Regions from separate parts of the Homo sapiens genome. Here region 1 is linked to region 2. Evidence: chromatin loops called from intact Hi-C (ENCODE). Cell type or tissue: chondrocyte. All regions are shown on one strand. Each heading gives the region's core, and the rest is flanking DNA. Links, peaks and the distances in the headings are about the cores only. Region 1 overlaps NDST1-AS1 (NDST1 antisense RNA 1). Region 2 holds the start of SYNPO (synaptopodin).

Region 1 (5,369 bases), core at 132-5,131, 170 kb after region 2:
TACTTTCTAAAAACCAGGAAGAAGCCAGGCAAGGTGGCTCACGCCTGTAATCCCAGCACTTTGGGAGGCCGAGGCAGGTGGATCATGAGGTCAGGAGTTCAAGATCAGCCTGACCAATATGGGGAAACCCCGTCTCTACTAAAAATACAAAAATTAACTGGGCATGGTGGCATGCGCCTGTAGTCCCAGCTACTTGGGAGGCTGAGGCAGGAGAATTGCTTGAACCCGGAAGGCGGAGGTTGCAGTGAGCCAAGATTGCGCCACTGCACTCCAGCCTGGGCGACAGAGTGAGACCCCATCTCAAAAAAAAAAAAAAAAGAAAGAAAGAAAGAGAGAGAGAGGAAGGAAGGAAGGAGGAAGGAAGGAAGGAAGGGAGGGAGGGAGGGAGGGAGGGAGGGAAGGAGACCATCCTGGCTAACCTCATGAAACCCTGTCTCTACTAAAAATACAAAAAATTAGCTGGGCGTGGTGGCGGGTGCCTGTAGTCCCAGCTGCTGGGGAGGCTGAGACAGGAGAATGGCGTGAGCCCAGGAGGCAGAGCTTGCAGTGAGCTGAGATCACGTCACTGCACTCCAGCCTGGGCAACAGAGCGAGACTCCGTCCCCCCACCGCCCCCCCGCCAAAAAAAAAAAAACAGAAAGAAAGAAAGAACAAATGAACTTTCTCATTCTGTACACCAATTCCTTGGTGCCCCACAGCAGCCCTGAGAGGTAGACACAGCGGAGATTTTTTTCACCCGCATTGTACAGAAGAGAAAATGAAGCTTTGCCCAACCTGCAGGAGATCCCCTCACCTTGCAAAAGAGCCAAGCTGTGGGATCTTCAGTCCCTGGACCATTTAGCTTGACTAAGAGAACAGGAATGGAGGCCAAAAGATCTACAAAATGCTCACACAGAGAAGATGACAGCTTCTACAAATAAATGTCAATCAGTTCATTTCCCCTTTTACTGTGTTCATTGTAATGCACCAATTACAACCTGACAAAAGTAAAACACTGCCAAGCACAAGTGGTCTTTAGATGACCCTTATCATCTAGAGGCTCAAAGTCCCTTGAGGATAAGGCCTGGTCCAGGGCCCAGGGCTGAGTCCAGGCCTGGCGAGCAGAGTGCTAGGCTCAGGTGCCGTCAGGGCGGTAGGTGTGAAGGGCCGTCCAGGGATTGTTCCTTCCCATCCTCTCAGCTGCTGGTCAGAGGGGCTCTGCCCTGGACTTGCCCTCACCACAGGCCATTTCTCATCCACTCCTCCACCATCTGACCTCCTCATTCTGCGATTCTGATTCTCTTCATTTTAGAACTAACACTTTTGACATCATTCAAACCAAAACATTAGATTAACCCCCAGAAGAGGGGAGAGGTTCAAACGGACACTGAAAGGTTAAGTGGCTGACTCAGGATCCCAGTGTCTGCACAGCAGAATCCAAAAATGCTCCCAATGAGTGAAGCAGGAAGGGGTGGTTGAAGTTGCCTGGCCTGGAGGTTGTCTGCAGTTCTCCATGCCCATCACTCCATACACACACACAAGACCACTTTGTTTCTCTGTGTTATTCTCCTGTCCCTGAACACATCCAATTCTCCTTATAGAAATGAAGAAACTGCCGGGCACGGTGGCTCAAGCCTGTAATCCCAGGACTTTGGGAGGCCGAGGCGGGCGGATCACAGGGTCAGGAGATCGAGACCATCCTGGCTAACATGGTGAAACCCCGTCTCTATTAAAAATACAAAAAATTAGCCTGGCGTGGTGGCGGGCACCTGTAGTCCCAGCTACTCAGGAGGCTGAGGCAGGAGAATGGCATGAACCCGGGAGGCGGAGCTTGCAGTGAGCCAAGATTGCGCCACTGCACTCCAGCCTGGGTGACAGAGCGAGACTCTGTCTGAAAAAAAGAAAGAAAGAAAGAAAGAAAGAAATGGAGAAACTGAGGCCCAGGGAGTCAGAGGGGCCTGCCTAGACCAGCGGTGGCCAGCAGGTGAGCTGGGACTAGACCTGGAAGAATGTCTATTAGCATTCCCCTCTGCCTATCCTGTGTATCTTGGAAGCCGGTAAGGACTCCCAGAGTTGAGCCCAGATGCCATTCCTAGGTGCTTATAGACATACCAGCAGGGGGTGAGGGAGCAGTGCTGACCTGTGGGAAGTCAGCTCTGGGACCGGTGTGGTGGCCAGCCCTTGTCTGGGGCTCTCTGCTCCAACAGGCATGGACATTCTTATCATTCCAAGGCCCTTTCTTCACTCCAACCTGTCTGGGCTGTGTCTGGGGTGAGATGGAGCTGGGGCTGCGGGTGGGAAGAGCGAGGGGAATGGCAGGGATAAGCCCCATAGCCCACAAAGCATGCGGTCACACTCACTTATGCTCAGACTCTGCATGCCCCATACAAATCCCACCTCCCTTCTTCTGCAACTCGCCCTCCATCCAGTGCTTGGGCTCTGACATCAGACTGTCTTGTGTTAGAATCAAGGGTCAGCCCTCAATTACTGTCATTTAACTTGGTTTCAATTGTTTATTTGCAGGAGGATAATAGTATTTACCTTATAAGGTTGTTGAGAGGATTAAATGAAATACTAGGAAATTGCTTAGCACTATGCCTGGCATAGTTTTTTGTTTGTTTGTTTGTTTGTTTGTTTTTGAGATGAGTTTCGTTCTTGTTGCCCAGGCTGGAGTGCAATGGCACAATCTCGGCTCATTGCAACCTCCGCCTCCCGGGTTCAAGCGATTCTCCTGCCTCAGCCTCCTGAGTAGCTGGGATTACAGGCGCATACCACCATGCCCGGCTAATTCTTTTTTGTATTTTTAGTAGAGACGGGGTTTTGGCATGTTGGCCAGGCTGGTCTGGAACTCCTGACCTCAGGTGATCCACCCACCTTGGCCTCCCAAAGTGTTGGGATTACAGGCGTGAGCCATCACATCCAGCCAAACTATAGTTGTTACTGTTACTTTTACCTAATGCTCCCCTATAGCTCACTGGGATATTCTCATTCTCTCTCTCTGTCTGTCTCTGTCTCTCTCTCTTTCTCTCTCTCTCTCTCTCTCTCTCTCTCACACACACACACACACACACACACACACACACACACACACACACCCAAGGCTAACCTCCAGGCTGCCCTCAGTCACTGACCTACGTGGCCATCCTGTCACCCTCTGACCCCTCTATCCAGGCAGGCTGGGACTGGGTCATGTGTCCAGCATTCCTTCTGCCAAGAATGCCTCCCCCCAACCTCATCACAGTCCCAGCACCCCTTTCCTTCAAGTCCCAGCTCTAGTTTTACTCCGCCAGGACCCCGCCTGACTGATTCCAGCCTTTCTGCTCTGTGTGGAGACCTCTGGGTGACTCACTGCCCCTCAGCACTGCCTTGGAATTCGTGACTCTGTCAATGAGAAAGCCTCTTCCTTCTTCCTCCTCAGTCTCTTAAAGTTGAAAAAAAAAAGCATTTTTCAGGCAGACCTGGGGCTCCTGAAATCGACCTGAGATTCCTGTGCCCCCCCTCACCCCAGCACCTGTAGTCACTCATCCCACCTCTCCCCAGGGCTGGGAACAGGCAGGACTGAGAGACCAGGATGTAGGGGCCAGTCACCCAGATGGAAAGAAAAGGTAATCTACCAATCGGGAGAGGCTGGCAGGACCCCTGCACTACTGGGGTCCCAGGAACAGCTTTGCTGAGGGATGGGGAAGCAGAGAGGCCTGCCAGGAGCTGAGAGTCCTGGTGTGGGTCCCTGAAGCCCACCTGCAGAGACTGGTGTCAAGGGAGGGCCTGTAGCCTGTAGGACAGTGGCTCGGGTAAGGGGAGAGGCAGGACCCAGCACTCTTGCCTTTGCTGGGAAGGAAGACTCAGGCTTGTCCTGTGAGCCCCCACAGGTGGTGTGGGAACCCACTGAGAGCATGGGAGAAGCTGAGGGAAGCAGGCACCACCCAGCATCGGGAAACTCTCCCTAACCATTCAAAACACCCAGTGGCCTTGTCAGGGGGGAGTTCTCTACCCAGCAAAGGAGAGGGGTAGGCAGAGGCTGGACCACCGCTGCTTACGGTGGGCTAGGAGGATCCCTGCCTTGGGTGGGCAAGGGACCAGGATTCTTCTCAAGTTCTTCCAGGCTGTGAGAGTTAGTGCTAAAATTCAGTCAGCGATGTCATGATCTAGAAATCTGGTTCTAAAATTCTGTCACATTAAAATTCTGAAATGCCACAATTTTTTCCTGATTCTGAGATTTTAAATATGATTCTAATTTTCTTTTTTCTTTTTTTTTTTTTTTGAGACAGAGTCTTGCTCTGTCGCCCAGGCTGGAGAGCAGTGGCGTGATCTCGGCTCACTCCGAGCTCTGCCTCCCGGGTTCACACCATTCTCCTGCCTCAGCCTCCCGAGTAGCTCGGACTACAGGCGCCCGCCACCACGCCCGGCTAATTTTTTGTATTTTTAGCAGAGACGGGGTTTCACCATGTTTGCCAGGATGGTCTCGATCTCCTGACCTTGTGATCCGCCTGCCTCGGCCTCCCAAAGTGCTGGGATTACAGGCTTGAGCCACCACACCTGGCCTAATTTTCTAAAACTGCTTAATTCGTTAGAAATGTTGGCTGGGCACAGTGGCTCACGCCTGTAATCCCAGCACTTTGGGAGGCCGAGGCGGGTGGATCACGAGGTCAGGAGTTCAAGACCAGCCTGGCCAACATGGCCAACATGGCAAAACCCTGTCTCTACTAAAAATATAAAAATTAGCCGAGTGTGGTGGTGGGCGCCTGTAATCCCAGCTACTTGGGAGGCTGAGGCAGGAGAATCACTTGAACCCTTGAGGTAGAGGTTGCAGTGAGCCAAGATCGTACCACTGCACTCCAGCCTGGGCGACAGAGCAAGACTCCGTCTCAAGAAAAAAAAAAAGAAATATAATGCAAGCCACATATGAACAGTCACATTTTCTAGTAACCACATTTTAAAAAGTAAAAAGAAACAAGTGAAATTAAATTTAGACATATATTTTGGCTGGGCAAGGTGGCCTACATCTGTAATCCCAGCACTTTGGGAAGCCGAGGTGAGAAGGTTGCTTGAGTCCAGGTGTTTGAGACCAACCTGGGCAACATAGCAAGACACTGTCTCTACAAAAAATTAATTAAAAAAAATTAGCCCAGCATGGTGTGAGCATTTGTAGTTCCAGTTATTCAGAGCCTGAGGCAGAAGGATCGCATGAGCCCAGGGGTTTGAGGCTGCAGTGAGCTGTGATTGTGTCATTGCATTTCAACCTGGGTGACAGATCAAAACCCTGTCTCTAAAAAAAATAAATACACAAAAAACAAGGGCTGGGTACCTTGGCCCATGCCTGTAATTTCAGCACTTTGGGAGGCCAAGGCAGAAGGATCACTTGAGCCCAGGAGTTTGAAACCAGTCTGGGC
Region 2 (5,369 bases), core at 273-5,272:
AGAGAGGTAAAGTGAGCTGCCCACGATCACAGAGCCAGAAGGAGTAGAGCTCTGTTCACACCTGGCTCTACGTTACTGCAGAGAGCACCAGGCTCCTGGCTGGCCGGTTCCCACCTTGCAAGGCTCATAGAAAGCACTTCAGTGTTTGATTACTCCAGACCTCTCAATGCCCCTGCATTTTTCTGCTTTTCTCCTTACTGGCTCTAGAAGGCCATGGGTTTAGAAAATCCTCAAATGTCAGAATATGAAGGGCCTTTAGAAATAAGCTGGCCTGGGAGGCCCAGCCAAGGAAGAGGTCAGAGAGGAGGATGTGAGCCCAAGACCAGGTCAGCTGACTCTCAGTGAGGCTCCATGCACAACCTGGGCTGCCGCTAAGATCCCATCACCACCACCTCTCTGAGCTTAGAACTGCTCCCAAGCTACTGTTCTGGAACAAGAGGAATGGCAGAAAAGGCCAGGAGGTAAGAGAGCCCTGCCCTCCAAGGCAAGCTCCTGCAGCCCGCACTCCAGCCCACAGTGACTCCATGGAAAAGGAATTCAGCAGGAGGTTTGGACCAGATCCAGCCAGCCATCCAGATGATTTTCGCCACCCTTCACAAACAAAGCTGGGGAGGCGGGGGGACACCCTAGAGTCCCTCGTAGCAGGGCACCAGGGGGCAACTCCATCTAAAATTCCTCAGACTAGGGAGCTGCCCTCTCTGGCAATATCCCAGGCAGCAGCTGCTCAAGATCATGCTCTTGGTGTCAAAGGTGGGGGTGGGGAGGTAGCCAAAGGCTACAGGGGACAGGTACCTCATTGAACCCTCAATCGGCCTGGCTGTGGCCTGCACTTGTGCAAGTCATGATGTCCCCACCGCCTCCCCACCTAAACTTCTGCAGGGCCAAGTTGGGGTGCTAGCCCTTTAAAGACCCACCCTGGACACTGGATCAGGAGCCCTGAAGATAGGCCTTCAAGAGAGGAAGGGGTGGAGGGCGGGCACAATGAAAAGCTGCCTGGGGTCAGGAGACCTGGGTCCAACAGGGTAAATCCTGAAGTGGGGGAGTAGGCGAGAAGCCCCAGCACAGCCATGAGAAGGGGCTTTGCAACGACTGCTGTCACTACTGAGCCCCTGCTGCAGCCCAGGCTCAGTGCTGTGCACTTTATGCTCACCACCTTGTTCAGTTCTTACAACAGCTCCCAGACATAAGTCCTGTGATTCTTCTCATTCTGCAGATGAAACTGGGGCTCAGAGAGACCTGCCCAGGGTCACACAACTTATGAGTGGCAGAGCTGGAATCCAAACTCAGAAAAGTCTGGCTCTGAGTCTAATCTCTTAACTATTCTCCTTCCAGACTAGGACTCTGGAAAGAGGAGAAACAAGAGAGGCTCCAGTGCTCTTGGATGATGGTCTGCAAAGCCCTCTGCTCCCTCATCTTGTGATCAATGCCCCTCAGCAATGTCTTCTCCCCTGAAAACCCAGCTGCCTAGAACAACTCCTTCTTTCTTCCACTTCTTCCTTTCAGGAGAAGAGTTGATAAACTCATTCTTACTAAGGTAGAAAGGACTGATAAGGCATGAAAGATGAGTAGAGTGGGAAGATCACTATGTTGGGAGTCAGAAGACCCCAGTTCTTGTTTGGCGTAGAAAGGGACAAACCCTTTCCCCCACCCCTACCACCCACTGTGGACAGCTGCTTGTTCTGCCCACCACTGGGGCCCGTGTGGATGGAGGATCCACAGGAGGGAGGTGGGGCCGGGGAAGGGAGGCCAGAGCAGAAGGTCAGGACAGGGAGAATTCAAGGAAATGCTTCTTCACACGATGCCGTCAATGGGAGTGTCCAGCCAGGGTCAGGTGGGGCGGGGTGGGACAGAGAGCCAGGGGTAGGAATAGAGATTGGCTCAAGGCAGCCCATTGTGGTAGTCCAGGGGTCTTGGCGACAGGAAGGGTAAACAGGCTGGGTAAACTGCCCCCCTGGTGAGGTCAGGAAGGAACCAATGACTGGCCACTGCACAACCTCTGGCTCAGCTGGGGGCAGGAAAATGGAGAGGCCTGAGTAATGGCCTGGCTACCTTGCCAGCCCCTTCCCCATTCCTCCCACTGAAAGGAGGAAATGACACAGGCTCCATGCCCTGGAGAATTCTCCATCCCCAGAGTCATGGCGAGCGCAATCTGACTGGGGTCGGCAGACTGCCAGACCTCCTCTTGGGAGGAGAACAATCTAGACTTTGGTGGGAAGGACTGCCGGGCATGGGAGAAGACACAGAAATGGGGTGGGGAGCCCCAGGCCCAGCCCCCGCCTCACCACTCACAGGCTGGCAGAAATCACCACATACCTCTCCCTTGATGCCCAGAGGACAGACTAAGATCAGAGGGGGGATGCCACATGCCCTAAGTCATATACCCCAAGCCACAAAGGCACCTCCGGGTGCTCATCTTACTCACTCTGCTAGGTCCTCCCTGAAGCCAAGCTTCCCCCTGGATGCTCCTGCCGGCCTTCAAGCCTTGGTTCTCAAAGCCTCCGGCAAAGGCAGCCAATTGCTTGGCTGACGAAGCCAGGAAAATCCCACATCGGCAGCAACATGAAGGAGCTGGATGTGACTTTTCTCCTCCACAGATGACTCAGCCCAGCTCTTTATCAGGAAAACCGATTTTGCAACAGCCTTTTAAATGGCCTCTCCACCCCCAGTCTCTCCCCCGCCAATCTACCCGCCCCACGCTGCCAGATTCATCTTCCTCCCTCCGGGCTCCACTCATGCCTCTCTCCTGCTCAAAACCCTCTGCTGCCTCCCCAGGACATGGAGGATCAAGAGGAGAGTCCTCATCCTGGCATTCAAACCCCTGCTATCGGGGCCTGCCCAAGAGCTCACTCACCTTCTCTCTGTGCCCTCAGCAACAGTGGAGGGAGTTCAGTGGCTTGCAGTTCCCACAGCTGCCCAATGAATTCCTGCCTGCAAAGCAGCGTTTGCACAGACCCCCTCTACCGGGAACCCTCCTCTGTCTCACATCCTTTCTACATGCCCTAATCCTTCAGATTTCCGGCCTACCTAGAATGCCACCACCCCCTCCAAAAAGCCTTCACCAATGTTCTGTCTGCATCACTTAATAACCACCACCTTGTGTATTATTTATTCTAGTAAAAGTAATCTTTCAGGGTATACTCACCACATGCCAGGTAGCAGGACAGGGCCTTACTTCACTTACTTCCACAGCAACCCATGAGGCCAGCACTATCCTCATCTCCATATTAGAGAAGACGCTGGCTCAGAGGGGTGCAGCAACTTGCTCAAGGTCACACAGCCAGCCAGAGGAAGAGCTGAAATTCAAGCCCAGGTTGGCCTAATGCCCAGTGCAGGGCCAGTCACGTGGGCCATGCTGCCCCCTCCCAGTGTTTTGCTTTGTAGCAATGAGGGTCTGGGCCCTATTTTCCCCCAGAGACTGCAACGGCCTCGAGGGCAGGGGCCTCTACTGCTTCACTTCGGTATTCCTCCCTTGTCCCCACCACATCTTCCATTGGCACTTGCAGAATAAACATGAAATCTATGAGAATGACAAGAGCCAACATTTTGGGAGCACCAGATGCTGCCAAGCCAAGGGTTTAACATGCCTTTTTTCATTTAATCCTCACAGCAACTCATAGAGGAGGTTCCCTTATCCCCATTTTGTAGATAAGGAAGATGAGGCACACAGAAGCAGCTAACTCACCCCAGGTCTCACAGCTTAGCAAGGGGCCCCTGCGGTCTGACTGATCTCAAGCCTGGACGCCTTCCTTCTGAAGAGCTCCCCACAAAGCAAATTCACCTTCCTTACTCACCCATCCAGGCCCAGCCCAACGGCCACTTCTTGTAGGAAGCCCTCATCAATCCATTCAGACTCCTAGATCAGTGCTCCTCCCCTGTTCAACCTGGCCCAGAGGCCCCAGAGCAGGAACAGAGCTCAGAGGAAACGGCAGGTTGAGAAAACTCAGAAACCCAGGGGAAGGAGGCTGGGCCTGGCCAAACTTCTGGTTTCTCTCTGCTGGCAGTGGGTCGGGATCAGGGAGGGCAGAGATGGATGGGTAAGGGGAAGCTAAGATGAGGGCTCCACAGTCAGCGCAAGCCTGACCCATCTTCTATCCTTGCAGACCACAAGCCCTGCTCCCTGTTGGCTGACCAGGGCCCTGCCAAAGGCCAGGAGCCACAGCCTCTCTCTTGCCCATTCTACTGGGGTAATTATTAATCTATAATCAGTCAATTTTTAGAAACTTTGAGATGGTAACCCAGAGAGAGGCAAGCTGAGCCCCAGGTATACAGCAAACTGAAAAGGGAGGGCTCACAGAGAGGATCACAGGATCACAGCCCAGGCTTCCACCTCTCCAGTCCAACCCTGGTGAGCTAAGCCTGTGCTCACGAAGCCCCCTCCTGCTGTTTCACTCTCCCCAGCCCCAGCTCCCTGGAAGCCTTGGGAGTACAGAAAGAACCATCATACCCTGCCTTTCCAGAGAAAACACATAATCTAAAAGACAAAAAGGTGGCAAGCCAGGGCAGGGAAAGAGGTGGTTTCCCCTAAACAGTGCCTCTGCCAGGGTCAGGGCAGGGCCTAGGTCATCTGCGGGTCCCCTCCACTCTTCCCAGGGCCTGACACACTCTGGGCCCGCCACAAAGATGTGGTCCTTCCCCTTAGCCCTGTGCCAGCCTAGGGCCAGGACTGGTCTCTGTCCTCTGTAAATGTCCCCAGACTCAGCAGAAGCCATCACCCAGGAGGGGTTGAAACCATCACTGTGTTGATTAAATAAACTACTAAAGGACAAGCACTTCCAGAATCCAAAGCCTCCCCCTTCACATTTTGCTTCACCATTCATCCCTGGAGATGAATTTTAGATTTGTCTAAATCCAAGATTCATCTAGATTCTAGATCAAAGATCTAGAGGGTGGTTCCTGGGAGTGGGAGGAGAAGGAAGGAGAGAGCAACACGTTTGTGAGGGAAGGAGATGAAATCTCAAATCACTGTGTTAGACCTAAGGGGAAGAATGTTTCATGAAGTGAGGGGAGAACATACAACCTAAGAGAAAGATGAATTAGGATGAAGCAATCCAGGAAGTCTTCCTGGAGGAGGTGACATATGTCCTAGCTCTTGAAAGATGGAGATAAGGAAGCATTCTAAGCAATGATGATAGCTCAGCAGAGACTAGGAGGTTCAAGATAACCCCCACCCCACTCCCCTACCTACCCCCATACCCCAAATCAAGACCAGCTGAATAGAAAGGAAACTTTGATAGAGGAACACACCCACTGGGCTTGCCCAGAGGCCAGGGGTGAATGGGGAGGGCTAGGCACAGTTCCACAGGAGCTATGTACATTACCAGGCTCATGCCCGGAGACCAGAACCTGGGCCTCCGGGTGGGTTACATAAC

The links. Peaks named below come from ENCODE experiments on the same cell type or tissue, not always from the same donor. Only the 100,000 strongest peaks of a DNase experiment are listed, where the experiment ranks them.
Region 1: a loop joins it to region 2, with 2.6 times the contacts of the local background. A loop is called at or near these places in 6 of 110 quality-filtered maps.

Annotation. Positions count from the first base shown.
Region 1 is chr5:150,471,089-150,476,457 of GRCh38, reverse strand. NDST1-AS1 (NDST1 antisense RNA 1) reads left to right here. Exons shown (of 3, transcript NR_105061.1): 3 at 699-942. Among named protein-coding and RNA genes, the nearest start is that of NDST1-AS1, 12 kb to the left of the region's middle. In chondrocyte, for the core only: a CTCF peak has its summit at 2,080 (motif pointing right); no DNase peak of the experiment used is centred there.
Region 2 is chr5:150,637,908-150,643,276 of GRCh38, reverse strand. It overlaps SYNPO (synaptopodin), which reads right to left and starts at 2,617. Exons shown (of 3, transcript NM_007286.6): 1 at 2,423-2,617. RefSeq lists an enhancer at 1,736-2,935. In chondrocyte, for the core only: a CTCF peak has its summit at 2,845; a DNase peak (open chromatin) is centred at 507.